7 separate regions of the Homo sapiens genome follow, and regions 2, 3, 4, 5, 6 and 7 are each linked to region 1. The links are chromatin loops, found by intact Hi-C in ENCODE. Cell type or tissue: A673. All regions are shown on one strand. Links, peaks and the distances in the headings refer to the core of each region. The heading gives the core; the rest is flanking DNA.

Evidence for each region. Peaks named below come from ENCODE experiments on the same cell type or tissue, not always from the same donor. Only the 100,000 strongest peaks of a DNase experiment are listed, where the experiment ranks them.
Region 2: a loop joins it to region 1, with 11 times the contacts of the local background. A loop is called at or near these places in 19 of 110 quality-filtered maps.
Region 3: it touches region 1 in a loop (6-fold over the local background); 15 of 110 quality-filtered maps call a loop at or near these places.
Region 4: a loop joins it to region 1, with 6 times the contacts of the local background. A loop is called at or near these places in 12 of 110 quality-filtered maps.
Region 5: a loop joins it to region 1, with 11 times the contacts of the local background. A loop is called at or near these places in 63 of 110 quality-filtered maps.
Region 6: it touches region 1 in a loop (6-fold over the local background); 87 of 110 quality-filtered maps call a loop at or near these places.
Region 7: a loop joins it to region 1, with 5 times the contacts of the local background. A loop is called at or near these places in 32 of 110 quality-filtered maps.

What each region holds. Positions count from the first base shown.
Region 1 is chr7:95,914,794-95,919,281 of GRCh38, reverse strand. The region is part of intron 6 of DYNC1I1 (dynein cytoplasmic 1 intermediate chain 1); the gene reads right to left. Among named protein-coding and RNA genes, the nearest start is that of DYNC1I1, 140 kb to the right of the region's middle. In A673, for the core only: a CTCF peak has its summit at 2,520 (motif pointing left); a DNase peak (open chromatin) is centred at 2,511; H3K4me3 peaks cover 1,018 bases; H3K27ac peaks cover 349 bases.
Region 2 is chr7:97,833,383-97,837,870 of GRCh38, reverse strand. No RefSeq gene overlaps it. Among named protein-coding and RNA genes, the nearest start is that of ASNS, 37 kb to the left of the region's middle. In A673, for the core only: CTCF peaks have their summits at 1,917 and 2,116 (motif pointing right); a DNase peak (open chromatin) is centred at 2,150.
Region 3 is chr7:97,177,505-97,181,992 of GRCh38, reverse strand. SDHAF3 (succinate dehydrogenase complex assembly factor 3) reads right to left here. Exons shown (of 2, transcript NM_020186.3): 2 at 230-981. The coding sequence ends at 778. It overlaps LOC124901704 (a long non-coding RNA gene), which reads left to right. Exons shown (of 3, transcript XR_007060445.1): 2 at 1,644-1,733. Among named protein-coding and RNA genes, the nearest start is that of SDHAF3, 62 kb to the right of the region's middle. In A673, for the core only: CTCF peaks have their summits at 2,137 and 2,344 (motif pointing right); a DNase peak (open chromatin) is centred at 2,342.
Region 4 is chr7:96,412,648-96,417,135 of GRCh38, reverse strand. All of the region lies in intron 3 of LOC105375410 (a long non-coding RNA gene), which reads right to left. Among named protein-coding and RNA genes, the nearest start is that of SLC25A13, 93 kb to the right of the region's middle. In A673, for the core only: a CTCF peak has its summit at 2,012 (motif pointing left); a DNase peak (open chromatin) is centred at 2,015; H3K27ac peaks cover 841 bases.
Region 5 is chr7:97,063,311-97,067,798 of GRCh38, reverse strand. No RefSeq gene overlaps it. Among named protein-coding and RNA genes, the nearest start is that of DLX5, 41 kb to the right of the region's middle. In A673, for the core only: CTCF peaks have their summits at 2,416 and 2,623 (motif pointing right); a DNase peak (open chromatin) is centred at 2,638.
Region 6 is chr7:97,025,803-97,030,290 of GRCh38, reverse strand. No RefSeq gene overlaps it. Among named protein-coding and RNA genes, the nearest start is that of DLX5, 3.2 kb to the right of the region's middle. RefSeq lists enhancers at 2,518-2,717, 3,796-4,311. In A673, for the core only: a CTCF peak has its summit at 2,445 (motif pointing right); a DNase peak (open chromatin) is centred at 2,490; H3K4me3 peaks cover 625 bases; H3K27ac peaks cover 649 bases.
Region 7 is chr7:96,073,657-96,078,144 of GRCh38, reverse strand. It overlaps DYNC1I1 (dynein cytoplasmic 1 intermediate chain 1), which reads right to left. Exons shown (of 17, transcript NM_001135556.2): 15 at 1,948-2,088. Among named protein-coding and RNA genes, the nearest start is that of MIR591, 140 kb to the left of the region's middle. RefSeq lists enhancers at 1,948-2,121, 2,101-2,368, 1,761-2,368. In A673, for the core only: a CTCF peak has its summit at 2,539 (motif pointing left); DNase peaks (open chromatin) are centred at 944, 2,084 and 2,534; H3K4me3 peaks cover 2,391 bases; H3K27ac peaks cover 1,458 bases.

The DNA.
Region 1 (4,488 bases), core at 125-4,124:
CTGTAACATAGGGTCAGCAACAAAATATTATGTCTAGTTTTTTTTTATTTTTGTGAGGGGGATAGTGTAACCTATGGAAAACATTATTCAGATATTTCAGTAGAATTAATTGCTAATTTGCAAGAATGCATAGCCTTATATGAATATATAAAAATACACAGCAAAACTCTAGTTTATTACTGAGCAAACAATCAGCATGTTGTCATTCAACTGTCATTCCATAATATTTCTGAGTTGCCTACTCTGTACAAAAGGAACAACTTCTTCAGTGTCCCTCCCATCTTGTCCTCAAAGGCTAGAGTAAAAAACAGTTCCTAAAACTGTTGAGAAGTACTCTTTTAAGAAGATCTCACAAGATTTAAGTTCTGATACATTGTCTATTAAAATGGAAAAGTCATGAATTCTGGGAAATTGAGGTTGTTCCCCAAATGATAATATTTATGGTATTGTTTAAGGGAAAATAATGGGGGGCATGGTAAACAAAACTGTGTTCTAACAATGAAGAATTTCAAATAAGCAATGCAAAGGAAAACAGAGAAAACTCAGCTCTCTATAAATTTTCGCCTTAAGGCCTCAGCAACCTTCCATTCACCTCTAGGAAGTTAGTTCTTTCTTTTTCCAAAGGAATTTCTTCAGCTTGACTGCTTTTACAGGTGCCAACAGCAACAAACCATCACAAAAAAAGGCAACTGCTAAATGGCACACACATGCACACCCACACATGCACATGTGTGCACACACAGACACACCCACATACTTCTCTCCTTTTTACATCTATGCTTCCACAATTTCCCTCATGAACAAGAAGCTGTTTTGCCACCGCCAGGAAGGGTGGGGAGCCCCTTAGCCCTTCTTCCTTGGTTAGCAAGTGGGGAGGAGAAGAACAAGAGAAAGGAAATGGCTGAAAGGAAAACTACAGACCCACAGGAACAACAACACCAACAAAAAACCACACCAGGCAGTGATCACTAGTGGACACTTAGACCGAGAGGCAGGGAAATTATAATGTGGCCCATAAGGTGTGAAGTGGCATAAAGAAAGCCTGACTTCCTTATTTAATGTAATCAATCAAGATTAAATGGATTCTCCTGTGCAACAGAAGAGTAAGGTTTTTTGCTCCCTCCACCAATTTGAAGACAGGGAAACGGAGGCAGAAAGGTCAGCTGACCTCCTGAAGGCCACCCAGCAAGCCTCAGCTTCTCTTTAAAATAAAGGTTTACTTTAGATACTCAAATAGACATTTTTAAATGTTGTTCAAATCCAAAAACCTCAACCACTGGTCCTCATGTTTACAGTTCAGGATTATACAAATTTCCCTTGGTCCTCTGAGGCCTCATCTAAGAGACTTGATTGATGCTCTCCTGCAGCCCCAGGCCAAGGGGCAGAATGTTTCACGGAGAACACAGCCATTAGCTAATGGAAGACATTTTTCATCCTGTGGAAGGACAGCCGACTGCAGCCAGCTACAGGGCCGGCCAAAAGTGGCACCTACCAGCTATGAAGGACGGCGAGTGCCCAGTGCCCACAAGGTGAAGAAAAACCACATGAAGCAAAGTTCAGATCCACTGAGAACTTTATCACGATGCTGTTGGCACAAACTGACGCCATCACAAAGATGACTAGCAAATGCAATTCCCGTGGTATTTTTGATACTTTCTATTTCACCACAACGTCTTCAGCAACTTGTACCGTTTTTGAATGACTGAAGGGATTGGGGATGGGGTTCTGTAAATATACCTATATAAGTGGTGGGGGTTCCAGAATGTCTCAGGAGGAGGTGCTTAAGCATAGCATTTTCTTTGGAAGGGTACTCGGGAGAGCTCTGGCTAGAAAGTTCGACTTGACGCTGTATTTACATAGCAGTTTATAATATTTTATAAATATTGAGGGACTGTCAATAGTTCATCTCAAAGAATGGAGGTGCTGGAAGGGATATAAAAGGTCTTCCTCCGATCACCTCTCAGCACTGCCTGCCTGAAAGGAGAGAAAGCTTTTGAGTCTATAAAATCATGCCCCTCCCACCCGCTTCTCGCTACCGAAGCCACGGACACCCCGTCCCCAGTCCACAATCCAGAGGCCAAGGTCGCACAGATATTTTCTCGTCATTGCACCAGGTCAGGGGATAACTGGCAAGGCCGGTTGGAAAGTGAAAGTGTAAACAGGCTTTTATTTTCCCCTTCTTTTGGCTCTCCATGAATACAACTTTCACATAAGAACCTCAAGCTGATGGAAAAATTAGATAATCACACCCGGTTGCCCTCAACTACCATACTCATCCTTACTGTGGGTCAGCTAAGGGCTCCGCAGAAAAGGGAAGAAACACTAATTGCCTGGTTTTATTGATGCCTTTGGGGAAACGAAATAGAAAAAGACACAAAGAAACAACTTTGATGAATTTAAGACAGTTTTCTCGTTCTGATTGCTTTGACTGAATTAAGATAATTTCCATGTTTTTGAAAGTGCTGAAATCAGGCTGTGAGCAGTTTTCTAAAAAGTAAGCCAGCAGCGCCCTCTACTGGCCATTTTTTGTGCAGCGTGCGGAATCCAAGACAGGACAAAGCGGCAAAACTGGGTTTAAGAGACAGGGAAATGTCCGAGGGAAGGCTGCGTATGTCAAAAAAACAATGAATGGTCACATAATAAAGGTCAGATGTGAAATCGTAGCTATTTCTCAATGGTCAGGTAAGTACTCTGTCATAAGATATATGAAAATTCGGCCCTTATATGGAAAACACAAAAAGAAAATGGAGAACAACTCAGATCTAATAGAACACAAATGTCTACTGATTATTCTATCGTTTTTATAAATAAACATATTCAAATATTAAACAAAATTTTCCCCTTTAGAGGAAACTGTTCAAATAAACATGGAGTGATATTTCTGAAACTCACATAATTTAGGCCAGTTTTTCCACTCAGATCCACACTCTGCTTACATACTCCAGTTTCAAATTTAAGGCGAAGAAAAGCTCGCCAATCAAAGGCTTTTATTGGCAATGGAAAATAAAGTTCTCTAAGCCCACAATGAAGTGACTTTATATGGGAAATATTTCATTTTGAGAAATGTTTTTATACTTGAGAAAGATAATTTTTAGTTAGAAATATTTCCATCTGTGGCTAGTTTCTTTTAAATAAATATTTTAAATATGGGCACCAGTATGACTTCTAGATGTTCTTTGTTAAGCAGTTCAGACAGAATGGTATAGTGCTGGGCATATATTCTTAGAGAAAAATCAAATCTCAAAGCTTCAAAAGTCAACAGATTCTAAGAGTACTGATAACTAGGTATTTACTTGAAGGCAAATCAATCTCTTTTCAGGTTGGGGAGATCACTTTGTTGTTGTTGAACAGATACGGATGAAAAGACTACCAAGCGCAGTTTCACTTTCTCTGCCTGTGAGCTGCAATGGGAAACCCTATTTATTGGCACATCCCAACTTAAACAGAAGAAATATCCTAACCTAACTGGAAAGCAAACAACTAAAATTTTTTTTGTTAATATGGGAATTTAGATCGTATAAATGTATAGCCCATTTGAGTGAAAAGAGAAATTTTCTCATTTCATTTCATTGACAACGAGGAATTGCATTCTGTGAATTTATGACTTTTATTTGACAGCAATTTGCCAGAGTCCTGTAGACAGTAGCACTGAAAAAAACACATTAAATACAGTGAGAGTTTCTCACACATATAGATTTATATAGTTTTATAGCTCCAAGTGAACAGGAGAATCATTTAATCTGACCCCACTCCATCAGGACATAACTCTTCTTGGTATTCAATAAATTGTTTAAAAAAATAGCTTTACCTGAAGTGTATAGAAATAAAACATAAATATGCTTCAATGATTTGGGTTTATAAAATACAAATTAAACAGAAAAATCAAAGCTCTGGAGATAGATGTAAGTTCAAATCCCAGCAACCCATCTCTTTAGCTATGTGACTTTGTTCGTGTTAGTCAAATCTTTCTGATCTCAGGCTCCTGATCTGTAAATACTTTTCAGGGTTGTACTGGAGATAATAATGCACAAAGCTTCTGGAACAAAAGTGCTCAATGAATGATAGCTATTACTATAGTTCGTTATTATGTGTTTGTCCTCCTTGGCTGTCTTTGTGACCATACAAAAATGTCACGCTTTCTGAATTAGGAAGAACTTAATTATCTAAGTAACATGAAGGAAATGCTGGCACATGAAATACAGTTAATTCACTATGTCATTTAAGATATAACTGAGATCATTCATTTCAGGGTCAAGCAATGGATCTCGAGGGGCACAGAGTAGAAAATAAAATGCCACCAGATTTTTGCTTTAATCAAAAGTCTCATCTTAATTAAAAAGCAAACAAGTGATTCCATTTAAGAGAAGTACATGAGCAATTTCATTTGCTCAGTTTCCCTTTTAGGACATGACTTCTGATTACTCAAACAAGACTTCTGGAGGAAAAGGCCACGAGACCATGTGCCACAGATGGGCACAGCTGGCACCC
Region 2 (4,488 bases), core at 137-4,136, 1.9 Mb before region 1:
AAAGATGAAGTTTCTGCTGTAGTTCAGCCTTAGCCTGCTCCCACCGAGTTTGAATGGCATACCAAAGTTGGCATCACCTTAGGATGAGGGGGCCAGGTTTTGCAGGCCTGTATGTCAGCCCTCACCTGTGAATGCCTTTGGAGGAAGTCAGAGTCTTCCGGAAACTTCCAGGTGAATAGCAATTCTTCAGAGAAGGCTGCAGTTGTGAGCCATTAGTGGCTATCATTCACAGCAGCTGGCGAACTTGGTGTACCTATCTGGTAAGGGTTTGGGGTGGAAGAAGCACCAACAGCATTACTGCATTTTGCCAGACTGATTTCTACAAATGTGTAATGAGCTTTACAGGAATGGTAATCATGCAAGAAAACTGTTGTTTTATTCTTCATCAACATGCTAATTGTAAGTCTGGCAACTTTTTTAGTCTTGTGTGTTTTCCCCTTTAAATACAGTTTTATTTTTGGTTATCCAGCCCTTCTAAAACCTAACTTATTTTCTAAATACCTTAGTTTCTGAATCTTTCTTTGCACCTAGATAATTTCTGTTAATCTGTGAGACTTACCTTAGATGCCGGTTTCTCTGGGAAGCCTCCTTCAATCATCTACAGCTGGGATACTTTCCTGCCACTCAGCTCTCATAAAATCTGATGTAGTCTGATTTTCATGACACTATAGCAATGTTGTAGAATTATCTAGCTATATGAATTATCTAGCTACGTGTCTGAGTCAGTCAGGATTGGTCAGGAAAACAGAAGGCACTCCGTGTTTTGGGGGCAGAAAGGGTTTGTTATTAGGAATTAGGGGCTTGCTTGACTATTGGAAAGGCTGGGGAGTAGTGAAGACCAGGCAAGCCAGCGGGAAGGAAGCGGACACTGGAGATCTTATCCTGAGGCAACAGGGCAGCGGGTTCTCAGGAACTTAACAGCAAGCTGCTGCAAGTCTTAGGAATCTCTAAGAGGTCCCCCAGCGTCTCACGGTGCAGCAGCAACACAGATGGGTTCTCAAGAGCTCACCAGGGAGCCACTCTGAGCCTCTCATTTTCTTCAGTCAGGATGCAGTTGCCTCTAGAGAATAAAACTTCTCTATTTCTTCTGTCTTCCACATCTTGAGTGACTTCTATGGGAAACTCCGTGTCCTAGGTAAATGGATTGTGGGAGAAGACCTTAAAAGGGATGATGGTGATGCGCAGTTGACAATAGATGATTCAGCATAGTATCTCATGATAAATGTCAAGAGACAAAATTGCAACAAGTTTAGTTAAATGATCAAATTGGCTTTTATTTGTGATTCATGAGTCAGGTAGCATCTCATCTAAGAAACAGAGTGGTGCTCTGTTGGGCGTGATGGAAGAGTCAGTTTTTAAAAGCTTGAGCAGGAACAAGGAAACAGCATAATACAAAAAGCAGATTGGTTAACAGCAGGTTACCTTCCTTGTAAGGGTTAAAGCAGAGGGGACTTTCTGATCATATTGGCTAAAACTGGCCTGTTTGGGGTTTGGCTATTATTTCTTTTTCTCTTTTAATTTCTCAGAAGGTCAGATTAACAACTTAGTTTCAATTTGGTGATATGGAACTTTAGCATGGGTTACTCCATTTTGGTTTGATCTGTTGGGGCCTAGTGCAGGGAGCTTAGTTCAAACCAATGGCCTTCTAGAAATTTTACTTAACAGAGTGTATGAGCTTTTCACCAGCTGGAGAATGTATCTTTCTCATGTTTATGTTCCCAAAGTCTAGTGCAGTTCCTGGAAAATAAAGGTGTTCAATAAATGTTCATTAAATAACAGAATAAGTGATGAGGAGAGGACAATAGCTCCCCAAAGTCAGATAATTTTGGTTATGTTATAAACGATGTTATCAGAGATCAGTAGTTCATCTCCAGAAGAGCCTCGTGTTTAGTAATTTACGGTAGAGATAACGGCAATTCAGGTTGATATTTTTTCTATGCTGACCAAAACTGTCACATTTCTGAAAGCTAAAATCCTAGGTAGAAGGAAACCTTTGCAATTCAGGGCACTGAAGCTGTTGAGGCATGTTAGGCCAATCTCTGCAATATTATTACCTCTTTTCAACTTTTTCTTAAATTTCTTCCAGCGCTCAGGAACCATGTGTATATTAAGTGAGCTGCCACGAGGTGGCACTCTTGCTTATTTGTTGTAGTAGGCCACTGCCTTCTACACAAGGGATGTGATGGAGCCAGAAATGTTAGTCTTAAAGCGACTAAACTGCCCCTCAAATTAAAACATTGTCGTTAGTTGAAGTAAGATACACACATTGCTTCAAATAAGAATTAAAGCAAACGCGAAAATGAAAGAGAAAATCAGAGCCTAATGTCGTTGTCTATAATGCTTTCACCATCTGAGTCACTTGTCAATTGGCACTAGAATCTTGTTCTCCAAGGTGTCCCCAGGGGCTCTTCTTCCCAGTTACTCTGTCCCTGCTTCGTGTGTAAGGTGGGATGATTCAGAAGTTTATTGTCTTATCTTACTTCTGAAGTCTATGGGGGACTCAATTTTCTTCTTTTTTGTTTGTTTTTGAGACAGTACCTCCCTCTGTCATCCAGGCTGGAGTGCAGTGGTGTGATCACGGCTCACTGCAGCCTCGACCTCCATCCAGGGCTCCAGCGATTCTCCCACCTCAGCCTCCTGAGTAGCTGGGACCACAGACATGCACCACCGTGCCTGGCTAATTATCTTATTTTTTTTTTTTTTTTTATAGAGACAGGGTTCCCCTATGTTCCCCAGGCTTGTCTTGAACCCCTGGGCTCAAGCTATCCTCCTGCTTTGGCCTCCCAAAATGCTGGGATTACAGGCATGAGCCACCACAGGTGGCCTGGAATCACTTCTCTATGGGAGAAAAACCCCAGCAGGTGAGTAGGCTTTTAAATTAGCTCAAATTATGGCTAAGAAAGTGTTGGTCATGACCAATAGAGGCACACTTGCTGTAGCATGACTGAAATCCTTCCCGTTAAGATCCACAAATTTCCTTCCAACCAAATTAAAGCTTTCCATAGGACTTACACTTTTTTTTGAAATCACAGAAGTAATCCATGCTCATTGTATAAAACCCCCGAAATAAATATAAACAAAGAGAAGAAAGAAAAACATAATTAATCTCAGCCTCAATAACCAATAGCATTTTAGGGAATGTCCTTTATTACCAATTTATTTATACATGTGATTGACTTGGTATACTCTTAGTACATACTCTGTTCCAGGCACCATGCCAGGTTTTGAGTTTGCAAAGAAGAACAAGATTTTCTCTACAAGACAAATATAGCCCCCTCTCTCTGATTATATAAACACATGCATATATAAGTTTTATAAAAAGGTCATATTTTACAAACAGTGGGCCCTCTGTGTCTGCCATTCTGCATTCATGAGTTCAACCAACCACAGATCAAAAATGTTTGGAAAAAATTTTTACAGTACAATAGAAAGTAATACAAATAAAAACCAATGTAGTATAACAACTACTTACATAGCGATTGCAATGTATTAGGTATTATGAGTAATTTAGAGAAGATCTGATGTATCTGAGAGATTGCGTGTAGGTTAGATGCAAATACTATGCTAGTTTATATCCGGGACTTGAGCAACCTTGAATTTTGATATCCACTGGGATCCTGGGACCAATCTCCATGGGTGTGGAGCCTTGCGTTTCCCCATTAATGATATACTAAGATCATTTTTCCATGTCCCTAAATACTTTTCAAAGGCATTATTTTAATTTCATAATATTTTATTTTCTAGATATACCATAGTTTATTCATTAAATTTTCCTATTCTTGAAAATATACGTGTATCTACTCTTTTACTACAAAAAATAATGATTCATGACTATGAACATATAGTCAGAATGAATAAGATCTAGTATTTAATAGCACAACAGGGTGACTACAGTCAAAAATAACCTATTGTACATTTCAAATTAACTAAGAGTATAACTGGATTGTTTATAACAGAAAGAAAGGATTCATGCTTGAGATGATGGACACTTCCATTTATCCTGATTTAGTTATGCATCATATGCCTGTATCAAAATATCTTATATACTCCATAAATACATACACCTACTATATACCCACAAAATAAGAAAAAGAGATTCAGTGAACAATATTGTAGCCAATTTTTTGCCTGCAACCACAATTACATTCCTAGTCTAAATTGCCAAAGTTGGGGTTGATGGATTAAATGACTTTTAAAATTTTAAGGCTTTGCTAGCTATGTCTAAATTTCCTTCATAAGGGCAACATCAATTTTGTCCCTATTCTTGTACTTCTGTGAATCCTCACCAATACTGAGTGTTTTCATTTAAATATATTTTCACTGTAGGTAAAACATATAAATATATTTATATTTAATTGTTGTTTAAATGTATATTGTTTATACCTGATTACTAATGAGGTCGAATATGGTTTTTTATGTTATTAGCCATTTGTCTTATTGTTTGCTTGCTAATTCCTCAGTTCAGTTTTTTATTGGACATTAGTTTTT
Region 3 (4,488 bases), core at 371-4,370, 1.3 Mb before region 1:
CAGGTTTCAATAACTAAAGATACAAGTCATTTAGCATAATATTTTTTAAAATCCACATTTTATGTTGTAAATGGGGTTACCGTTTTTTAAATTTGAGATCTTAGGAAAGTTTCTTATACTTAAGTTGATTTGTAATGTCCTCAACTATTAGTTGATAAATGAGAGTCTCAATGTAGCTACACATTATTTCAGGGGTTGTTATTAACAAACAAACACTGGAGGAAACGTATTATACTTTGTATAGTTTATTATACAAATGATTGATAGTAAAATAGTGAATTTTAAAGCTTCTTCCTAACCTTTCATTGTGAATGAACAGTGATGCAGGGAGAAGAGACATTCAGAAGAAAAATCATGTATGTATTATTAAACTAGAAGTGATAAAATGTTCAGAATGACAATGTATTTAAAAAATAATAACCTTGTTGGAATTGTACATCTATCATTATCACAACATGCTTATTTGATGAAGCTAAAGAAAAGCCAGAAGACTAATATGGCTGGATGAGAATAGCATTTTAAAACATTTTCAGCAAAATTCTAGAAATTTGCTGTTTAGTTCCAAAACTGAATTTCATACAAGTGCTATTATTCCAATAGTTTTTTTCAATTGTCACTAGTGATCTTGATCCATATACTGCAATCATAATATCCAAAATAAAAGAGTATTTCATTAATAACAGGTGTTTTCAAAGCTTAAATATATTTCAAAAACCAATGACAGTTAAAGTAGGGGTTCTAAATTTTTGCATGTCTTATTAAGCTTTGTTGTATAGACTAAAATTTTGGTTTCATAGACTCAGAAATACTAAATTGCCTATTGGGTTTTGTGGCTTCTTGCATCAGCTCCTGCAACTGTCCAATTTGTTCATCACGAAAGTCATTAAGTTTTTCTTCTGGGAGGAAGGTGCCAAAACATGCTTTTCCAGTTGAATTTTGTCTGTTTTCGTTAGCCTGTTGCAATAACGCTGTTGCATACACCTAAAAAGATAAAGAATGAAGGTTATAGATGTAAAGTTTAAATAATATTTAACATTAGAGGACTTGAATTCTAATTCTGAGTCACCTATTTTTCCTCATCAGTAAATGCAGAAGCATTTGGTTAAGGAGATATAAATATAGTTGTGAAGATACAATTCATTGATCATTTCATGTATATCTATTTTTAGCACTTTAAGTGTTTTAACCAACTTTTAGCAAAATTTTTAACCTGGATATAAGTAAAGAGTGGTGAGTCCCTGGATGGGCTTCAGAAGCATGCATAAACCACCTCAAACCATATGCAAAATTGTATTTACACAAGTACGGACATCATTTCTGGGGCCATAGCTTTCAACGGATTCTCAAACAGGAACCATGGGTCTTTTTTCCCCCAACTTTTATTTTAAACCTGCACATATATCCCCTAGATACAAGGGGTACATGTGCAGGTTTGTTAGATGGGAATAACTGCATGATGCTCAAGTTTGGGTACAGGTCCTGTCACCCAGGGAGTAAGCACAATACCCAACATGTAGCTTTTCAACCCATACCACCCTCCAGTAGTCCATGCTGTCAGCTGTTCCCAGTTTACATCCATGTGTGCTCAATGTTTAGCTCCCACTTAAAATTTTATTTTTCTGTTCCTGTGTTAATTTGCCTAGGATCATGGCATCTATGTTGCTGCAAAGGACATGCTTTCATCCTATTTATGGCAGCACAGTATTCCACGGTGACATGTAACACATCTTCAAGTGAGTCTAAATTCATTCCTATGTCTTCAATTACAATTTTAATTTAAAATATACTAGAGAAAAACTTCTTAAACCTTTAAGTCTTCAATGTTTAACAACCATCTGTGTCAAGAAAAACTTTTTCATGTTCTAATTTTGCTCTTATTAAGTACATTCAGCCTAATATTCCAACTATCCCCATCTGCACAAGTGCCACTGTTTTGAAACAGACTCACTCTAAAATTAATCTTTTAAGCAGACAAAGTGCCAAAGTATTTTAGTTCATGAAGTTAAAGTGAATGAACTGGCTAACTCTGGATAATGCTGCTACCTGATCTGGCTTGAGATATATAAATTGCTTGTAATTGCTGGAATGGCAGCATTGCCAGAGCAACTTTAATTCCAAACATTCCAAACCTATGGAGAAAATATTTTTTCCATGATTTACAGAAATCCACTTATTAAGATGAAAACATTTCAAGTTTTATCAATTCCACTTCTATATGCTTCAGGGCAGGCAGGGTTTTTCAACCTTGGCACTATTTTGTGTGTGTAGGGGGGGTAGGGGTGGGGAGGGGTCAGTGAGAGTCTGCATTGCAGGATGTTTAGCAGCATCTCTTGTCTCTGACCACCAGATGGCAGTAACACCCCTCTCCCCGTCTTGATAATCTAAAATGTCTCGAAACACTGCCAAAGGTTTCCTGGCAAGGCAAAAATCACCCTACCATCCTAAAGAAACTTTAAAACATGTGAACAAGTATCATGCAGAAGAATGTTGATTGTTAAAGCAAAAAAAAAAAAAAAAATGGAAATAATTGTACTTCAATAGAAAAGTCAAATACACTGAAATTTACTCAGATGATAATAAAGATGTCACAACAAATAAGCTACAAGTCTATGTATCAACACGGATGAAACTCCAAAAAATAAAATCTAAAAAGCAGGCTTTAAGAAATTATTCATTTACAAAAATGGACAACTAAGGAGCTCTAAATAGCAAAAACAGAGGACTCACAACTCCCAATTTCAAAACTTAACTAGAAAGCCACATTAAACAAAAGTGTGGCACTGGCATTAGAATAGATATATAACACCAATAGAATGAGGAGTCCAGAAGTAAATCCTTACATATATAGCCAATTGATTTTTGATAAAGATGTCAAATCCATTCAGTGGAGGAAAGAATAATCTAGGCAACAACTGGTGCTGGGAAAACTGAATTTCCACATGCAAAAGAGTGAAGTTAGACACCCCATCTTCTACCATATACAAAAATTAACTCAAAGTGAATCAAAGACCTAAATATAAGAGCTAAAATCATGAGAATCCTAGAAGAAAATATATAGGTAAATCTTTATGACCTTTGATTTGGCAATAGGTTCTTAGATATGACACCAAAAGCCCAAGCAACAACAACAAAAATAAACTGGACAGTATCAAAATTAAATACTTCTGTGCATCAAAGGACACCTAATAGTAAAAAGACAAACTACAAAATGAGAAAAAATTTGCAAATCGTATCTGAAAAGGGTTTATTATCCAGAATATATAAAGAACCACAACTAAAAGACAAATAGCCCAATTTAAAAATGGGTAAAGCACATGAATAGACATTTCTCCAAAGATATACAGATGGCCAAGTACATGAAAAGATGGTCAAAATCATTTGCCATTAGAAAAATGTAAATCAAAACCACAATGAGATGCCACTTCACCCTAAGATGTCTACTATAATAATTTTTTAAACCCCAGAAAAATAACAGTTGGAATAAACTAGAATCCTCATACATTGATAATGAGAATATAAAATGGTATAGCCACTGCAGAAAAGACTGGCAGTTCCTCAGAAAGTTAAACACAGAATTACCATATGATCCAGCAAATGCACTCATAGGTATATTACCAAAATAACTGAGAACAGGAACTCAAACACATACTTGTATACACAATAGACGACATTTGGAAAATAACCTAGATGTCCACCAGCAAGCAGATAAACAAAATGTGGTATACACATACAATGGAATATTTATCACCCTTAAAAGGGAATGAAGTTCTGATCCATACTACAACATGGATAAACCTTAAAAAGATTATGCTAAGAAGCCAAACATAAAAAGACATATTGTATGATTCCACTTACATGAAATATCTAGAATAGGAAAATTCATAGACAGAAAGAATAGATAATACTAAGGGCTGGGAGGAGGTAGGAGAGGGTGTTACTGTTTAATGGCCACCGAGTTTCCGTTTGGGTGAGGAAAAATCTAGAATAATGTCTCTACAATGTATCATTTACAGTGTCCAGGAAAAAAATTAAAAATTATTACAAACACAGTTAAGAGAAGAGGCAATCAATGGAGACCAGTGCCTGAGATTATTCAGACATTAGAATAAGCAGAGATAGATTTTAAAGCAGGTACTATAAATGTTAAGTATGTAAAAGAAAATACGGTCATCATAAATGGGGCAGATAAATCTCAGCAGAGAATGAGGAATTATAAGAACCAAATAAATTCTAGAACTCAAAAATGCACTATCTGGAATTTTTTAAATGTCACTTAATAGTAGACTGGAGATGAAGATTCATGAACTTGAAAATACAGCAATAGAAATTATCCAGTTTTAAACAGAACAAAACTATTTAAAAAATGAGTAAAAGATCAGTGATCTGTGAAACAATGCCAAAAGATCTACCGTAAGTTTAAGTGGAATCCAAGAAAAGAGGTTACTGCCTTAGCAGAAAAATAAATTTTAATGGGTATCTTATTTTTTT
Region 4 (4,488 bases), core at 230-4,229, 500 kb before region 1:
ATAGATATAGACTAAAAATATGTACAGAAAAGAATTCTGGACTTATTTTAATGTGTGCCTATCAGCATTTGGTTATTTCCTGTCTTGTTGTAAAAAGAATTTAAAGCAGTTCACTTTGGGGAGTTTTCTGAAAAACTTAAGGTCTTTAACAATGCAATTTTTTCTGCTTTCTTTCAGTTCCTAGAGCATTTCTGTCAGTTATAGAAGTTAATTATATTTCCTAGAATCTTATCTCATATTATAGGTATATACTATTTTAATTCCTATTTGCTCTGCTCTCTATAGAAATCAGTTTGACATGAACAGTTTCATATCAGCATTGAGGGATTATTACAAATGGGCTCACATGTGTCTTTGTTTTATCTCTTGTGTAATTACAACTTGGATGGAGCATTATTTGTTCAACCTTCTAAGGTCACAGACCAGTCTTTTCTGGTTTACAACTGTACTAATCAGCTAAGAAACAATGGGTCAAGCTATGAAAAAGCTAAACGTTGAAGATTGTTGAATGCAGGGCTTTACAGTAACATGCAACTACCTGGCCTTTGGAACACCAACTGTATAGGATTGGGAATAATACTGGAAATGTCCCTTTGTTCACTGCAATGTGAAATAATTCCATCTCAGTGTTTGCTCAGTAACCACATGCATTTTTGTTTTTGCCTTTTTGTCTCTTCATTTTAATATTTACTATGTGTAAAACTTCTGTATTCTGCACTGTGGCAGGGAGGTGTTCTGCAGACGGGAGGAAAAGGATGTAATTCCTAGCTAATATAAATCTTCACACTTGCATGGAACTTTAGAACTGACAAACTGTTTTTCCACATGAGTGAACTTCTCTGAGTCTCAGAATGCTCAACCTAATGAGGGAGATAGGACAGGAATGAGTATGCCGTTTTACAGGAATGAAACTGAGACTCAGAGATATTGTGATGTATCCAAATCCATCAGACCTAGAAAAGTGAAAGACCCGGATGGTCACATCCCTAATCCAACCTGCTTATCACCATTCATGGCTATAATGAAAATTTTTCACTAAGTAATTTCTCCCTTTGAAGATTTTCTGTAATTCTTAGTTGCACACTAGTTTTACAACAATCCAAGTCAAGGAGAAATCTGTGTGTTAAAGGACTTTTTTCTTTGATGTGCCTTTACTCTCCGTGGAATGCACCCAACAGTGAGTTTTCCCCTGCACTGAATAGCTCCTTTTATTTAGTGAGATGGTACCTCATAGAGAGGGAGACTTCTCAAAGCACCTAACAGATTGGGGCTTCCTAAACCACATCTTGAGGGACAAGAAACACTGCCCTCCCTGGCTGGTGGTAAAGCTTCAACAAGCCCAGGTGGCTTTTCTCTTGGGCTCCCATATTTCCGCTCTTTACTCTGCCAAAGTCCACATTCCTTTCCCTGTCACCACACACAGTTTGACCCCAGGCCAGGGTGGCAGCTTCCTCGGTCCCTTTGAGGCCACAGCCAGTGCTGCTCTGTAGACTTATTGGCAGTGGGCATCTGGGGACAGCTGCTGCCCAAGCCCTCCTGCAGCAGCCCATGCACCTTGCCTCACAATTGGCCTTGTGTTCTCCCAGGCTCCTGGGAGGAAGACCCATCCTGCTCAGCCCAGGCCTCCCACCAAGTGTGTTACTTGGGGCCCTCCACCAAAACAGGATGGCGGTTGAGTGTTGAGATTACCTGACCACTATTACCTCTTCCTTGTCTCCCAACAGCTTAATTCAGCCAAAGGTGTCAGGACCTCATCCCTGAGAGATTTGGGTTGTTGTTTTGTTTTCTTTTGTTTCCCAGAACAGGAAAAACATGAATATTTTCTTTTTTTTTTCCTGTGCTTCTTTGAAAAGACATGAGGGGTGAGCCCCGTGTGAAAAGATATTTTTGCATCTAGTTTGGGGGGAAAAAAGCCTTTCCCCAAATGTCTGAGAACCTTTTCATTATAAAATCCTGTGATGAAACACTAACGAGGAAGAAGGATGCCATCAGCAGCAGGGCCAGAGTACAACAGCACCGTCTACTGGACAAAGGCTGAGTTCATTGATGGTGTTCCATGCAATGGCCATGAAGAAAATATGGCTAACACTCTGGGGCTAGGGTGCAGGGAGAAAAGCATGAAAGAGGACCTGGACTTTTCTAAATGCAGTAAATCTGTGAGAGGCAACTGCTTTGTGGGACTGTTCACAAAACAAATTCCAGGCCTTGAGAGTTGCTCTTTAAAAAAATTTCTAAAAATTTATCCCCTATACACCCATGCAACCCCCATCCATCTACTGTCATTTTTATGAGGCTGCCCCCACCATCAACACTTATTAAACACCCTCTCACCTTGACACCCACACATTCATTCCTTTATTCATTCATTCAGCGCCAGGCCCTGCGCTAGGCATTCAAGGTGTAATAAGAAGTAAGCCCTAGCATCCTTGAGCCATTCTGTAGGCATCCAGGACTGGGCCTAGGCAGGAATTCCTGTTCCAAGTCTTTCTTTATCAACTTCCTTTCAGTTTTGTTCTTACTTTCAGTTCCCCTCTGAGCCCTGCTCTCTGCTAAGAGATAAGTGGGATATTGGGGTATCCATGTAAATTAGCCAAGCTCCTATATTAACCAGGTAAAATGTTTCTTATCCCATGTAAATTCAAACTCTTAAATCCTTAAGATGGCTATTCAAGGATGATCCTAATGTTAAGATCTTTAGCCAATTTGACAGATACATGGAGGTCAAAGAGGAATGGGGTGTTGATGTATGTCCCTTAATCAGTCATTATAGTTGGTAGCTGCCTTTTTAATACATACAAATGGCCAGCTCTGGCCAACAGGTTAAAACACAATGAAAGCTTGAATTTTCTTAGGCATAATTATTTGGTATGAATGTATCTTTTTTATTTTCCATCATTAATGAATTTTTAAAATGTATAGCCAAGCCTTTAAAATCAAGTAGGCCACAGTAATATCACCAGGAAGAGAAAATAAATAATATTATTAAGGAACCAAGAGACCTCTCTGTAGCTGTTGGGAAAATTAAGGAAAGTAGAAACTGAGCCCTATGTATTCATTATTAGAACAAACATTCTCCTCAGTGGAGATTATCGTCAGGATGACAGGTGATCACTAGTGGCCCAGGGCTTTCTAACAGTCCAATGAGGCAAAGCCCAAAGTACAGTCACAAACTCAAGGGACTGAAAAAGCTTTTGGAATCCCCTCATTCATCTCTCTTTTTTAAGCAAAGCCAAACCAACCCACACCAATTATACCAATCTCATCGTTTAAAATTGTCTAGGGAAATGAGTTTATATATTTTGTTGTAGTCCCATCCTAGTAGTTAAAATGTACACATCATCAAAAAGTTTTTTCTAATGCTAATTTAAAGCCCCAGATTAAACTTAAACCTGTATCCCAGGAGGTGGAGAAGGGGAGAGGAGGTGGAGTAAGGAGAGAGAGCAATAATTAATCAATTTCTTCCTTATAATAGCATGTGTTTTCTTGAAGCCCAAGTCTAATTCTATTTATAAATATTTCTTTCCCATTATAAGCAATTCCAGATTGATAGGTTGTTTCAAGTGAGCCATAGTCTCTTCAGTTTTTCATTAAATGTGTTAATAACTCACAGTGCATGTATCTACAGTCACAAAGCAACTTCTTGGGCTTTATCTGTTGTCTTTTACATGTATTCAGTAGAGAATGATGGGTGGTTTGAATATTTGTGGGTAGCTATTCGTGAATATGTTTACTGACTTCCATCATTAAAAGAGTCACAAGTTTCAAGTTAAACTGGAAGTCCTTGGTTTATATTTCCAATTTCTGCAAAGCATATAAAATTTTGAGGTAATGACAGCAGTGTTTCTAGAAATAAGAAACAGTCACCCACGTATCTCAAACAGTGTTTATTACATAGAACAGTTTCTGCTGAAACTACCCCTACCATATTTCATAGAATTCGTTTTCCTCCTTGCCTGGAGTGTCTGTGTCCCAGAATCTGGAATAGCAACTGTATCATCCATGCTGACTCCTGCCTGCAACCTTAACTTTTTAGAGATCAAACTGGCCCGTTGTCTGTGCTGTCACCACAAGTGACAGACCAGCCTTGTGCAGTGCTGTACATCAATTTTCAGTACAAAAATAATAGTACTTCTTCCTTAGCTGCTTGAGTAAAATCAAAGTGAGGGTCTTAAACAACTTAATTTCATCCTTCAGGGGCAAGTCATTCTTGAGCCTACTGTAACTGAAGAGGGATAGGTTGTGGTGTAATTGTTTCCTGCTTAACCATTTTACTGCTATACATCAATTTTACTCTACTTTTGTCTGTATCCAATCATATTTTCAAATATAAGTCATGTGAATATTTAAAGCCCCCTAAAAATGGGACAGAGGAAATTATTCCCAATGAACAAGGATAAGGGATCTGTATTCCTTGAATTTTAAAATAGTCGTGAATCTTAGAAACCCACTATTCCAGCTGGGAATCCAATTACGTGGCTGTCTAAACAT
Region 5 (4,488 bases), core at 238-4,237, 1.1 Mb before region 1:
AGATGTATTATATTTTCTTCCACTCCATCATTATTTTATGCATGCTTGATTTATCTGTATTTAAAACTCTATCAGTTCCACCACTTTTTAATATGATGACTATATTAAATCAAGGAACAAAGGGCACTAATGTTTTATTATTTTAAGATAAAACCTATTTTATGCATTAATCCTGTGAAAGATGAGCCAAGAGAGTATGGGAATAGGTAATTGTCTTTCTTCATTTGTATTTGTTTGTCTGTGCATCTTTGTTTTTATGTGTTCTGTATGTATTTTTATGGTTTTTGGTGAAAATAACTACCTCATTGGGTTTGAGTGGAGAATGTTATGCACATTTTAAGCATAACATCAAAATTTCATCTTTTTTTCCTTTATAATTCTTGAGTTGCCAAGGTTTTCTCTGATAATTTTCTGATATTTTCCCTATCATCACAGAGGGACGATTTCTTTATCCCTAACTCAGAAAAAGCATTAGGCCTAGCCTTGAAATGAAGGTTTTCATAATATTTAATCTTTTTTTTTCTTCCTTTTGCTGCAACTTAAGTCCCATTATCCCTAGTCCTATCCTTGTTGACTAATGAGGATAATTGGTCCCTTTCCTCCTGGAAACATTCTTTTATGTATTTTGGAGAGTTATTATGGCCCTTCAGTTCTCTCTTCTCTAGGCAGAACAGGCCTTATTCTCTTAACCTTTCCTCACAGAGCTGATTTTCCAAACCTTTGATCATTTTTGTTCTTCCCCTCTGAACTCTCTCCAATTTGTCTGTCTCTTTAAAAACGTGGTGACCAGGAGAAAATTCAATCCTTCAGTTGAATCTTAACCAATGTGGTATTAACCCGGCCAATGCTTAGTGGATATGGAATAGAATCTTAAATATTATTTATCCAAATTCTGATATGTAAGTTCCCTTTATTTAAAACATAATAGAAACTAGGAATTTATTTTGGCACTCGGTGTTCCTTAGATAATCCATGATAGTGTACCATCGATTTGAAAAGCAGGGAGCCATCAAACAATAGTGAACAGAACTTGAGTTACAGATATAGGATAACATTTTTGGAGTAGATAGTAGATGATCTTCCTAAAGGAAGGGAAATAGAGCTTTTCAAATACAAAGAGAGATTTCCACACTATTTTGTCATTTTGCTCTGTTGTATAGTATCTAATGTTTGTAAAATAATTCATTCTATGTTGGTGTTCCCTTGAAAATGTTCTGGGAATACATTTTTACAACAACTCAAGTTGGTATAAGGCTTATTTATTGTTTCGTATCTCAGCTTAACATTATACTAACAGTTACTAAAAACTAGAGTCCACCAACTAGTTGGACAAGAAGAGATAGAGTTGTTCCACTGAAACTTGAGGAGAAATTAAGGAATGGTTTAGATGAGGATTTGTTTTAGATATGTTACATCATTTAAAAACTATGGGCCAGGCATGGTGGCTCATGCCTGTAATCCTAGCACTTCGGGAGGCCGAGGTGGATGGATTACCTGAGGTCAGGAGTTCAAGACCAGCTGGCCAACATGGCGAAACCCCATCTCTACTAAAAATGTAAAAATTAGCCAGGTGTGGTAGTGGAGATGCCTATAATCCCAGCTACTCGGGAGGCTGAGGCAGGAGAATCGTTTGAGTCTGGGGAGTGGAGGTTGCAGCAAGGAGAAATGGTGCCATTGCACTCCAGCCTGGGTAAAATAGCGAAACTCCGTCTTAAACAACAACAGCAACAAAACAAACAAACAAAATAAACGACTATGGAAAATACAAAAAGACATATAAGATATCAACTCTTGCTTTGGCAGAGTTTTAAAACTTGCAGATGAGACAAGACCAAGAAGCCTGAAACACCAGTGAAGCCATTTAATGCTTCACTGAGTGGTACTAAGTGTAAATGAAATGGAAATTCAGAGAAATGAGAGGTCGGCATAGGCTTGAGCAATAATGAAGATATGGCTTTGTAGAAGGGATGAACTTAAAATGAGCTTTGAAAAATAGATATCAGAGAAGAAAGGAGCGAGAAAAGGAGGAAAAAAGGCAAGAAAAGAGAAAGGACTATGATGGATCCAGAGAACAGAAAAGAAACTAACTTGGCTGGAGTAGAGAAATGAGGAATTGTTAGAAATAAGTACAGTGGGTGATTCTTATGAGTGCTTTGAAAGCCAGGCAGGTACGTATGAATTCAATGTGGTGGGCAGCTGGGGACAACTGAAGCATTGATGACAGTTACTATTTGGGGAGATTAGTCTGGTGGCAGCCTTCTGTGTGATGGAGTATAGGAGCAGGACAAAGCAACTCTGAGCGTTCTAATCATGACGAAGATCTTCGGGCTGTCAGACTTGTTTTGTCTTTTTTTTTTTTTTTTTTTTTTTTTAATATTTGGGCCCGATTGTTCTCCTTTTGCTATATTGCAAGGTGACTTTCATACAAATCAAAGAAAGACTCAGTTAAACATTTTAGCCCTGATCTATCAATACTTGTATTTGAAACAACTTAGAGACCCAGAAAGACCATTTAAGGGTAGATATTAGCAGAGAGATTCAACTTTAAATGCTTAACTCTGATATCACTCTTTTGGGAAGGGTTTGGGGAGGAAGAGAGGTGAGGAGATGCAATTAGTGTGACCACTAGATGTCACTGTTGCTAGGTTGCCTCAAGGTTAGATGCACAGTATTCAGTGGGCTTACAATGGAACTTTTTCAGTTCAGGAGAAAAATTTAAAATCTCTAATACTTGCAGCCAAAATGCTTCCCAACTCAGCTCTCCTCCACATCCAATCTCTGCCCGGGAGGCAAATTCAAGCTACTTACCTGAGGGTATGTTATAATTTTAAAAATAATCAGGCTGCTGTTTTTGCATTTTTGCTTCTTAATACAATTCGTTACACTGGGTTCGTAACAATTCGTTAGCACTGGGTTTTCTGAGGTACTGTAGGCAGGGCTGTGCTATTGCTTCTTTTTTTTTTTTCCTTTTTGAGACAGAGTCTTGCTCTGTCGCCCAGGCTGGAGTGCAGTGGCGCGATCTCGGCTCACTGCAAGCTCCGCCTCCCAGGTTCACGCCATTCTTCTGCCTCAGCCTCCCCAGTAGCTGGGACTACAGGCGCCCATCACCACGCCCGGCTAATTTTTTGTATTTTTAGTAGAGACGGGGTTTCACTGTGTTAGCCAGGATGGTCTCCATCTCCTGACCTCGTGATCCGCCCGCCTCGGCCTCCAAAGTGCTGAGATTACAGGAGTGAGCCACAGCGCCCGGCCGTATTGCTTCTTAAGCAGTAAACTTAGCTATAATGATGTGATGGATTTGTTCTTTTTCAAGTGATTTTGGAAATGTTTTAATCATTTAATATCTGACCAGGAGTGTTTGATTTAGTTGCACAGGTTTACTGTGACAGCAGAACTCCAGAGTTCTCTGTTCACTGTTTTAGAATGTAGCTTTTAATACAGTGGATTATTTGGAAGCCCAAAGCACACTTTCTTACGTGTTTACACAGTCCTAAATGCCACGCCATTAAATAGATTTTGGATATTTTAATTATTTTAGATGTTTAGGCTGTAGCTTATGATCTGAACATAGCATCCTATAACAACATGTTTTGTGTACATAATAGGGGCTCTTAAGTAGCACTGTATGTACCCTTTGTAAATACATGCTACATAAAATACCTTATAAAATATTTAATGACCGTCTTCTATAGTAACTGAGCTGTATTTAACCAAAATTCCTGGGGTTTCTTTCTACCCCACAAAGATACTATTTAAATTAAGGTGGTCAGAAGCTAACTGCACACTAAAATGTAAGCAAGAATTTTTTAAGCCTGCAATCTTAAGCATCTGGATTTTTTTTCCATCTCCTGCTTTCTTGGGGTAACAGAAGCATTCTAGTTCTTATTTCTATCACTGATGGTAACATCATAAAAGAGTTAAAGATAAGGATATCACAAACTACTATTTTATTGATTTAAGGTGATTAAAGAAAAAGATGCATTATTGTCCTTCAAACTTGTGTAAGTGAGTACAGTTATTTTATTAGAAATAATTTTTGTGATGGTTCCAAGCCTGATTTTTTGCCCCTGAACTTTGGGAGACATACATGAGCAGGTTTCCATGCGATACTTTTCTCCCAGACTTCTACATCCCTTAGAGAACTGCATAGTGACTTCCTCAACCAGAATCTTAAGAGCACAAAATCAGTGAGACTCATCTCACACCATGATTTCAGAATATCAGGCATTATAGATTCAGGGTAATGGGCAAAGACCTTCAAAGTCCCAGACAGGATGTGCTGGTCCAGCAGTGTGCAAACAGCCAGCTTTGTGAGGACACTGTGGATCTACAAAAGGAGAATACTCTTCTTTCTCCTCTCATAGCCTCTAAAGAAAGCTTTCTGTTCTGTCTACCTAACTCATCACAAGGGAGAGATCTTGGCTGACAGATTCTCTGAGCAGCATCCATGCAACTTGAAATTAAATGACCACAAAACTTTACCTCTCT
Region 6 (4,488 bases), core at 131-4,130, 1.1 Mb before region 1:
CTCTTGCTATTTCCTTGCAAGAGGTGGATCATTGCTCTGAATTCCTGTCTGTCAATTACTTTTCTTTTAACTCCACAAGGGGTATTTTTAGAATTTGGAATATTTGTATATCTTTAAGAAGAATAAAGGTTTTGTAAATAGTACCACAGCCAAACCTTCCTTTCAAGAAGATGAAATCCGAATTTAGGATGAAGAATATGCCTCAATTTCAGTTTGCAAAGACATATAATAATATAATCCCATTTACTTCCTAGTTAGATGAACTTGAAGTGTTTTCAGCTGTGGTATATTAAATTTGTCTCATAGAGAATAGATTTGAGTGGATACTTAAGGCGTTTTCCTAGCTAGTTATGTTTAAGTTAAATGAATAAACATATTTTAATGTCTTAATTATAAAAACAAAACGTGTAGAAGTCTATGATCTGCCCTATCATTTGGAAATAAACCAAAAATCTTATTAGGTTGGAATTAAGTGGAAAATAGTTTTTCCCTCTGGGGATTTTTAATTTATTCAGAATATTTATATAATTGCCTACTAGTGAATCCTTTGAGATTTACTTTGTTGGGGATGCTCTTTAACTCCAAACACATTTTTCTTGAGGGCAAGGGGATATTATAATTAATTTCAGCATGGGAGGAAACCTTTTTTCTATTTATCCTGTTACCCTTCACACCCACTTTCCCTCTTCTCTCTCCCTAGATAAGCTCACTGTTGATTTAAATGGGCTCCTAAACATTTTAGCTTGGGCCTAGTTAGTTCAGCCTCATAAACACATGGGAAGAAGTTTGAACCTACATGGGGAATTAAATAGTTTTCCTAACTCAGATGAACCACCTCTGAATGCTAGATCCAAGTCAGTGTGCCTAGCCCTCTATTGGGAGACAAAGGCCATTCAGTTGCATTGCCAAAACCAGTGACCAACAACTTGTGCTATTTTTGAAAGCCTTTGCTACTTTTGCAATCATAACTCCTATCTTTTCATCCCACCCTAGTTCCAAGAAATGTGCTTTTTCTATACAAATATCAAATTGAATATTTCAGAGCTGTTACCTTAAGTTATTAAACGGCCTTAGTGCCCCAGCTCAAAGATAACTGCAGCTCCATTGTAATAAAATGATTACTCAGGTCTACCTCCACAAAATGTTTGACTTAACCAGTTTTGTTGTGTTTGAGATTTCTGGGATGAAAAGTACTCTAAATGGATCATGATAAGAGTGAATTGCTCAGAGCATTTTTCACTGGACAGATAAAAAAAGATAATGGATAAAGCAGTGCAAATAAAAAGAAAAATAAACCTCACCCCCAAAACTGGACTTTTAAAGAATGAGTATTCTACTGATAAAGTCAAAGTGCTTTTTATACCAAGTATGCCTATACAATGCTAGCATCATATTAAGGGGTCCTTTATTTACCTGAATTATGCACATCCAATTGATGTGTACAATGTTTTATATAAATGAAAGTTTCCATATTAAAAATATCTTAAGTTCGTAAATTAAATATTTTCAACTGCACTGAATTTTCTGAGTTTCAAGCCCAAAAGAAAAGGTGTTCTACTGTTGGCACTTCTATGAGTAAACAGATCTCCAGATAGGCTACATGGAGAAAGTTGAGTAAATGCTGTTATTAAGATTTTCTGCTACCCCACCCCCTTCTGCGGCTCTCTCCCTGCACACTCAGTGGCACTCTTTTCAGCCCATAGTAGTGAATGACCGAAAGCTTCCCAAGCACCTCATCTAACTAAAGGAGGGCCTGCTTCTTCACAAATGTCTAGGAAAGGCGGCCGGGGGCGGTGGCTCACATCTGTAATGCTAGCCCTCTGGGAGGCCAAGTTGTGTGGATTCCTTGAGGTCAGGAGTTCGAGACCAGCCTGACCAACATGGCGAAACCCTGCCTCTACTAAAAGTACAAAAATTAGCCGGGCGTGGTGGCAGATGCCTGTAATCCCAGCTACTCAGGAGGCTGAGGCAAGAGAATCGCTTGAACCCAGGAGGCAGAGGTTGCAGTGAGCCAAGATCATGCCACTGCACTCCAGCCTGAGCAACAAAGCAAGACTCTGTCCAAATAATAATAATAATAATAATGATAATAATAATAATAATAATAATAATAAAAGGCTAGGAAAGGAGAGTCATCCTTGATGCCTTCCAGTCACCCCAGGTGGGGACACTGAAGGAGCGCCTTACACCTAAGAATTGAGGGATAGGACAGGGGGCACCAAGAAAAAGGTGACCCAGAAAAAGGTGAGCCGGTGGGAGGAGGAAGGAAAAGTATGAATGTACAAGAAGGAAAGGAAAGGGCATGGGAATTGAGAGAAAGATGTATTGGAAGTACAGAGAAAGAAAGCCACCTGGAAGTGAACTCTAACACTAAGGACCAGTTGGTGTCTGGCCAGTGACTGAGCTTGGGGTTTGCCATTTGCGCAATGTTGCTCGAGGACACTGGGTGGCGCTCGTGGTAAAGACTTGCACTTATCTTAGGGCTTCCCTCCCGCTACTTCCCCTTCCCTCCCTTTGCAGATTTCAGCTACTAAAAGATGAAATTACTTACATTCTTCCTACGTGTCTCAGCGGGAAGCGCACTGCTGGAAGAGTTTGATGCCGTGGGGCTGTTTCTCCACGGCTGGATTTGTCGGTGGATTTTGAGAGGCAATAGCGTCCAGCCCGCTGGCCTTAGGACAAAGCTGGAGGCCCTAGTGTGAGAACTCCCTCACAACACCAGCAAAAGTTTGCTGCTCCGAGAGCCGGGATACTGGCCGGTGTATGTCCTGAGCGTGGGTCCGAAGCCGCAGACAGGCCCGCAGAGCAGCCGGCAGTGCACAGAGCTACAATGCCTATATTGTGAAATTAAATAAAACTGTACTGTGAACAGACTCTCCGCTGCTTTTAACTTAGTGCTTCCTCTCCCTCCCGGCTGCCTTTAAGGAAGGGGTGGAGTGGGGAGTGGGGTCAACCTTGAAAAGAGGAACAAAATCAAGAAAGTTGAGGCTCTGGACCTGTAGAGACACATCCAGATTTGGTCTCACCCAGCAGCAGAATGGCTCAAGTCTGCGTGAGGGCCAACGTTCTAACGCTTTAGGAACCGAAACAAAGAAGTTAAATTCTTCCCTCCCGGCCCACTCCTTTTTGTCTTTTATGAAATGTGGGAAAGAATGTCCATTTTGACTGCGGGGTTTTGGGGGGGTGAAATTTAGCAAGGTCTAGAACTAATTTGACATTGTAACATTATTTTCAATCGGATCCCGAACTTCTAAATTTTGCCCCAATTCTGCAGCTTCCAATCCCATCCTGGTTAGAATCTGCCATCTCAGCAAGGTGTAAGGGCATTGCTAGGAACACCCTGTTCAGTATAACCATGTGGTAACTCAAATCTCTATTTAACCAAAAGTGTCGAAGATAGGGGACCAGAGGAAGGGAGGCCTGGCTCCCTGCCCACTTGTCTTTGCCGGGAGGTGCTTTGAACTGTCCTTGGCATTGATCTGAGGAAGCGATTTCTGTAATTAAATGGCAGTGTGTATCAGGTGACTCGATGGGCGCCGATAACTTCTCCAGAGCAGAGCCCAGGACCGCAGACCCATGTTTCCCTCCTGTTCTTTAGCTCCTCACAGCCTACATCTAGACGGTTAACAGCCTGTCGGTAATCGACAGCGTCAAGTCAGGGCTGGCTGGCAGCTGCAGCTCTGTTTACCCCGAAGTCTATCTCAGAGAAGCCCGCGGCAGCCCAGGCCCAAAGCTCGTGACTCGGGCCAGTGGGAGAAGGAGAATGCTGCTGGGCGCCAGTCTCCCGGTGCTGAAGTTTCCCCCGAAAGGAAGTGCGACAATAGCTGTGTTTTTCTGGTGCAGTCCAGACCGCAAAGGCAGGGAGTTGGTGCACGCACGGCAGCTCTGCTTTGGAGTTCCTGAGCGGGGCTGTATCTTGCTCTGAGTTCCAGACACCCTACCTCTACCCGTCGGCCTGTTTTAGGCCGAGTGGCTCCACACTCCAAGTAAGGCTAAACTAATACTAGACACAACTAACACAGACGCTTTCTTCTTCGGTAGGAGGGAAAACGGAGGGGAGGCCAGATAACCCTAGATAGCCTGTGGAACTCCCAGATTGCCGGTCTTGGACCCCGTAAAGGAAGATGTAGGAAGGCCCCAAATCAGGATCTAGTCCGCGGAGTTGCCTATTTGAGGGGAGTAACAATGGGGATTGGGAGAGACTTTTATGCTGAATTTCTAAACTCCCAGCTGAATCACGACTAGAACAAGGATAGCACCTCCTGAAGAGCAAAGTTTAGATCTCGTGTATCAACTGAATGATTCTTGAATCCTTTCTTCCCTTGCATACGAGCTAAGTAGGATGTCTTTGCAGCAGGAAATAAAGGGGAGAGGGTACAGAAACCCGGGTCTGGGAAATGGAGAGACTGGGCCACATTCATGGAGCCAGGAGGGGGAAATCAATGAGCATCATCTGACTTTGCAAAGGCTTTGATCCTTGTCTCCTTC
Region 7 (4,488 bases), core at 262-4,261, 160 kb before region 1:
AAACATACTGCTCTACTGATAATTCAGATTTTTTTAAGAAATCTAATTTTTAAGAAAAATCTTGTTCAACTTGCCAGAAGACAAAAATGATTTGAAGGTTTTAAAAAGTGTTCGGTTCATTACTGGATTTGAGCTGGACTCAATGTATCTCTACTATTATTGTTAAAGCAGAATTATGTTTACCACAAAACTAAACAGTTTGCATGACCAATAATGATTTTTAAAAAATGTTTAGCTATGAAACTCTTATGTGGTTGTCTCTTGATATCTAGAGAAAGAGAAGGGAAAAAATTATATTTATCAATGTTGAGACATTAGTTTCATTTTACCTAAAAAAAATTTAAAAGAAAAACAGTTACATAGGAATTGTTAAGGAGTTTGTAGAACACTCACTCCCTTCATATGCATTGTAGTTGGGTATCACTTAAACATCTCAACTAAGCTGGATTTCTACTACAGCGGTCTCCTAAGTCAATCAGGAAAATGTTAGTTTTTTTGGTTGCTTTAAATGAATGAATTTCTCCTAGCAAATAGAAGCAATATGATTTTAATAAACAGTGATGAAGACTCTGGGAAACCCTTACAATGTAGGGTAATAACATCTTTCTATTAAAAACAATAATGTTATAAACATTTCAACATCCAAATGATGGGACATTTCACATACTCATGCCTTTTGATTATTTTCAAAGATGCTTCATTACCTAACTCATTCTTGTCACAGAATTCTTGTAGCTAAAAGCAAAAATAGACTCAAATTGAAAGATTTTTAAAAGATAACTACTTGGCAGCAATTATAGGTGTATATACCCTTGAAGATACAAAGACTTAATAATAACACCTGAAGAATATTTCCCTGCCCCCTCCCACACACACACACACACACACACACACACACACACACAAATACTAGGGAAGTGTGCTCCTCCTCAGATCCTCCAGCTGTGGGCTTCCTAATTAAAAAGGCTGAGCTGTTTCCTGCTCAAAACACTTCAAAAGACCTTTTTGTTGTTCTCCACTTGACATATAGTTCGCAGCACTTGTTCCTCTTACCTGTCCATTCTTATTTATAGAGAGCTTTCTTGAATCAGAAACCAAGAAGTGATGCAGAGACCATTTTATTTTATAAAGTTGAAGGACAATAATATTTATGTTAAAAAAAAATCCAAGTAGCTGAATTAGCAACTCAGTAATTTTGCTAGACTGGCAAAAAGGAACAATGCATGTGGCATAGTTTTTAAAACATAAATTTTTATAGCATAATTTAAAAACAGTATTTATTACTGGCTGATTTTTAAAATAAATGGGTATTTTCACTTGCTGTAAATGTGACATGTTAAAATCTATTTTTAAAAAAATACTGAGTTTGATATTCATGTTTAAAGTTGGAGACTGTTGTAAAAGTCTGCCTCTGAATTTGATATCTTAGACAAGGAATATTTACCTTGGTACAAATCAAATGGATGAGAGATCTAAACATAAAATAGTCAACAGAATCGTCTTTTGTGGATTCAAAATAGAAACGGTACAAGTAGCAAACACTGACAAATAGCCCTTTTTAAAAGCCCAATCTAAAAATCGACGTCCACAAAAGCTTTCTTTTCCAAGTATTTGCCTATAAAGTTATTTCAACACGGCTCTGACAAATGCCTGTGTGTCCTGTCCCATAGGGAAAGGTGTGAACGCATAACGTTTTGCTCTTTGCAAAAAAGGGTCGTTAATTGTCCGAGAGCAGCCACCGTTTAGGGATGAAGGGAGATTAAGTGATTTTTGGCCAATGCATCTGCCAATTCCCTTCAGGGTAGTCAAGAATGGGGGCCGGCAGCCCTGCTGCAGTTGGAAGGTCTGTCCAAAAAAGGCCGTTTTGGAGAAAGAGGGAGAGACTGCGAGTGGCCGACTGCGCCCCCCTCCCAGCCCTCCGGCCCGGGCGCCTGAGCCGCCGCTCACCTCGGTGTCATTGTTGAGGTTCCAGAGGTCCAAGCGCCCCATCCCGTCCACGCAGGCAAAAAGCGCAGGATGCACGGGGGACCACATGACATCGTACACATAGTCTGCATTGTCTTCAAAGGAGTAGAGCGGCTTGTTGTGCTGTAAAGCAGAGAGACCGTGAAGACTTTGTGGCGCTGCTGCTGCCTCGGGCTGTCTAGAGAGCCTAATTAAAAACTTTGCACATTCACAAAGTGTCATAAAACTTCCCGAGATGAAAGTCCTCGAGAAGGTGAACCGGAGCTTTAATGTGACTAGAACTGTCCAGTGGCATAAATAAATACCGGGGGGAGAGGGGGCCTCTCAAGGGGCTGGTGGCTGGGACCGGGGGTGGGGAGGCGGTTTCAGACAACAGAGTTGTATGAGACATTCCAGACAGGTGGACCGGACTTTCCATTAGTTCGGAATTCTCGCCCGGCAACGCTTTGCGAGATGCTCGGAGCCTAAACCCAACCGTGGTCGGCCCGGCTCAGACCCGCGGGGATGTTCTGAAGCCCCGGCGGTCCCGACCGCCCCGAACCCTTTCATTGAAGGCAACCCCTGCCACCTCGTGGTCCTCGTCTGTAGCTGCAACAGCTGCTGCTACCTCCAGTCCAACTCTAGGCCAAATTCACATTTTAAGGGTTCTTTTGCAGAGAGGAATGCGTGCAAATATTTTAAAGAGGATTACTGCTCTTCCAGGAGGTAATCATTTCGCGATCCTACGCCTTTAGTCTCTCTGCATAGGGTCAGCTCACCCCAATCAGTTGAACTGGTGTGGCTCATTGAAGTGCCCCTGAACCTCTGTACAAAATGAACAGTATTCCTAGATCACCCAGTGTTTTCAAAACCCCCAAAATTGACTTTTGGGTGTTGGGGTGTGTGTGTGGAAATGCGTTAACATACCCCTAGTGCATACAAATGCTTCCACTCCAGAGGGATACAATAAATTAAAATGGCACTCTTGATTTCCAGTGAATATTGTCACATCAAAATAGCACAGAAGTCAGAGGCAAGTTTGAAAGTACACCAGAAATAAAACGTAATTGGACTTCATGAATTATTCATTCCATCTGGCTTGTCTTATTCTAATTTCTGCATAATGGCTTTACTAATCCCTGATCAATTAATGTAAAATGAAATTTAAATGATAATGAAAGCCCTAGAGATAAAAGAAATTAAGTATTCTTATATCCTCTGACAGAAATCTAAACAATGGGAGTTTTTTTCCCCAATGTCTTCTTCATCCAGTCAGCTGTCTGTACTCTCTTCATGGGTTCCACTGAATGCCTGTACAGGCCAGAGTAATAAGATCAAGAAAAGATAACATGCAATATGAACAATCAAATCCTATCTGCACAGAATGTTTAAAGAATGTATCTGTAGGGAATCGGCTCCAAATATTAGAGTGATTTCTCCAAGTGAACTGTTAATATAAAATGCACAAAATATCTCTGCTGAAATGAAAGTGAGAAAAATCAGTGTGAAAACAATAAAACTGTAACCTAAATATCACACAAAAATGTAGTGTAGTAACTGTGAGTTCTCTTTCTATGGACTGTATTTCTTTGACATTTAAAAATCACCGCTTAGAACTGAAGAAACTTTTTTTTTTTTTTTTTTTTTTTTGAGACGGAGTCTCGCTCTGTCGCCCAGGCTGGAGTGCAGTGGCGCGATCTCGGCTCATTGCAAGCTCCGCCTCCCGGGTTCACGCCATTCTCCTACCTCAGCCTCCCGAGTAGCTGGGACTACAGGTGCCCGCCACCAGGCCCGACTACTTTTTTTTGTATTTTTAGTAGAGATGGGGTTTCACCGTGTTAGCCAGGATGGTCTCGATCTCCTGACCTCGTGATCCGCCCGTCTTGGCCTCCCAAAGTGCTGGGATTACAGGCGTGAGCCACCGCGCCCGGCCTGAACAAACTTTTAATACATTAAAGCAACACAGAATATTTTAGATGGGCCACTATGTGGATATAGTGAGATGTGTCTTATTTTTAATTCAAAAAATATCTGACAGAGGGTGTGATTTGAAAAGAATTATATGACATTGAGATAACAAAATGATCAACTGGACATTAGCCTTATAGTTTTTTAAATTTTATGATTCTATAATTCTTTTATGCCAAAGTATGTATTATGTACTATGTTTGCAGTGTGATTTGAAGCCAAAATTATTTGCTTATTGGCTATTTCTGTAGCATCTTTCTTTCTCTCCCTGTTTGGACTACATGATTCAAACTACTTTCTCGATAAAACCTAACTGTCCAATGACACCTGAAAATAGCATAATTGTATCATTTTTCCTTATTTATATTTTTTAAAAGGCAATGTGGAGTGGCTGCACCTTCAATGACTACTTGTAAATATTAAATTCTAACTCTCAGTAGAAGATTATTCCCACTGCAAATTCTTGATTTTATAGCTAGCCAGCCCACTATTTGTTAAAGAACACGAATAACAAATTTTTCTCAAAGTCAAAGGGTGTTAAAGGTTTATATATGCTTTAAAAAGTCAATTGTCAGG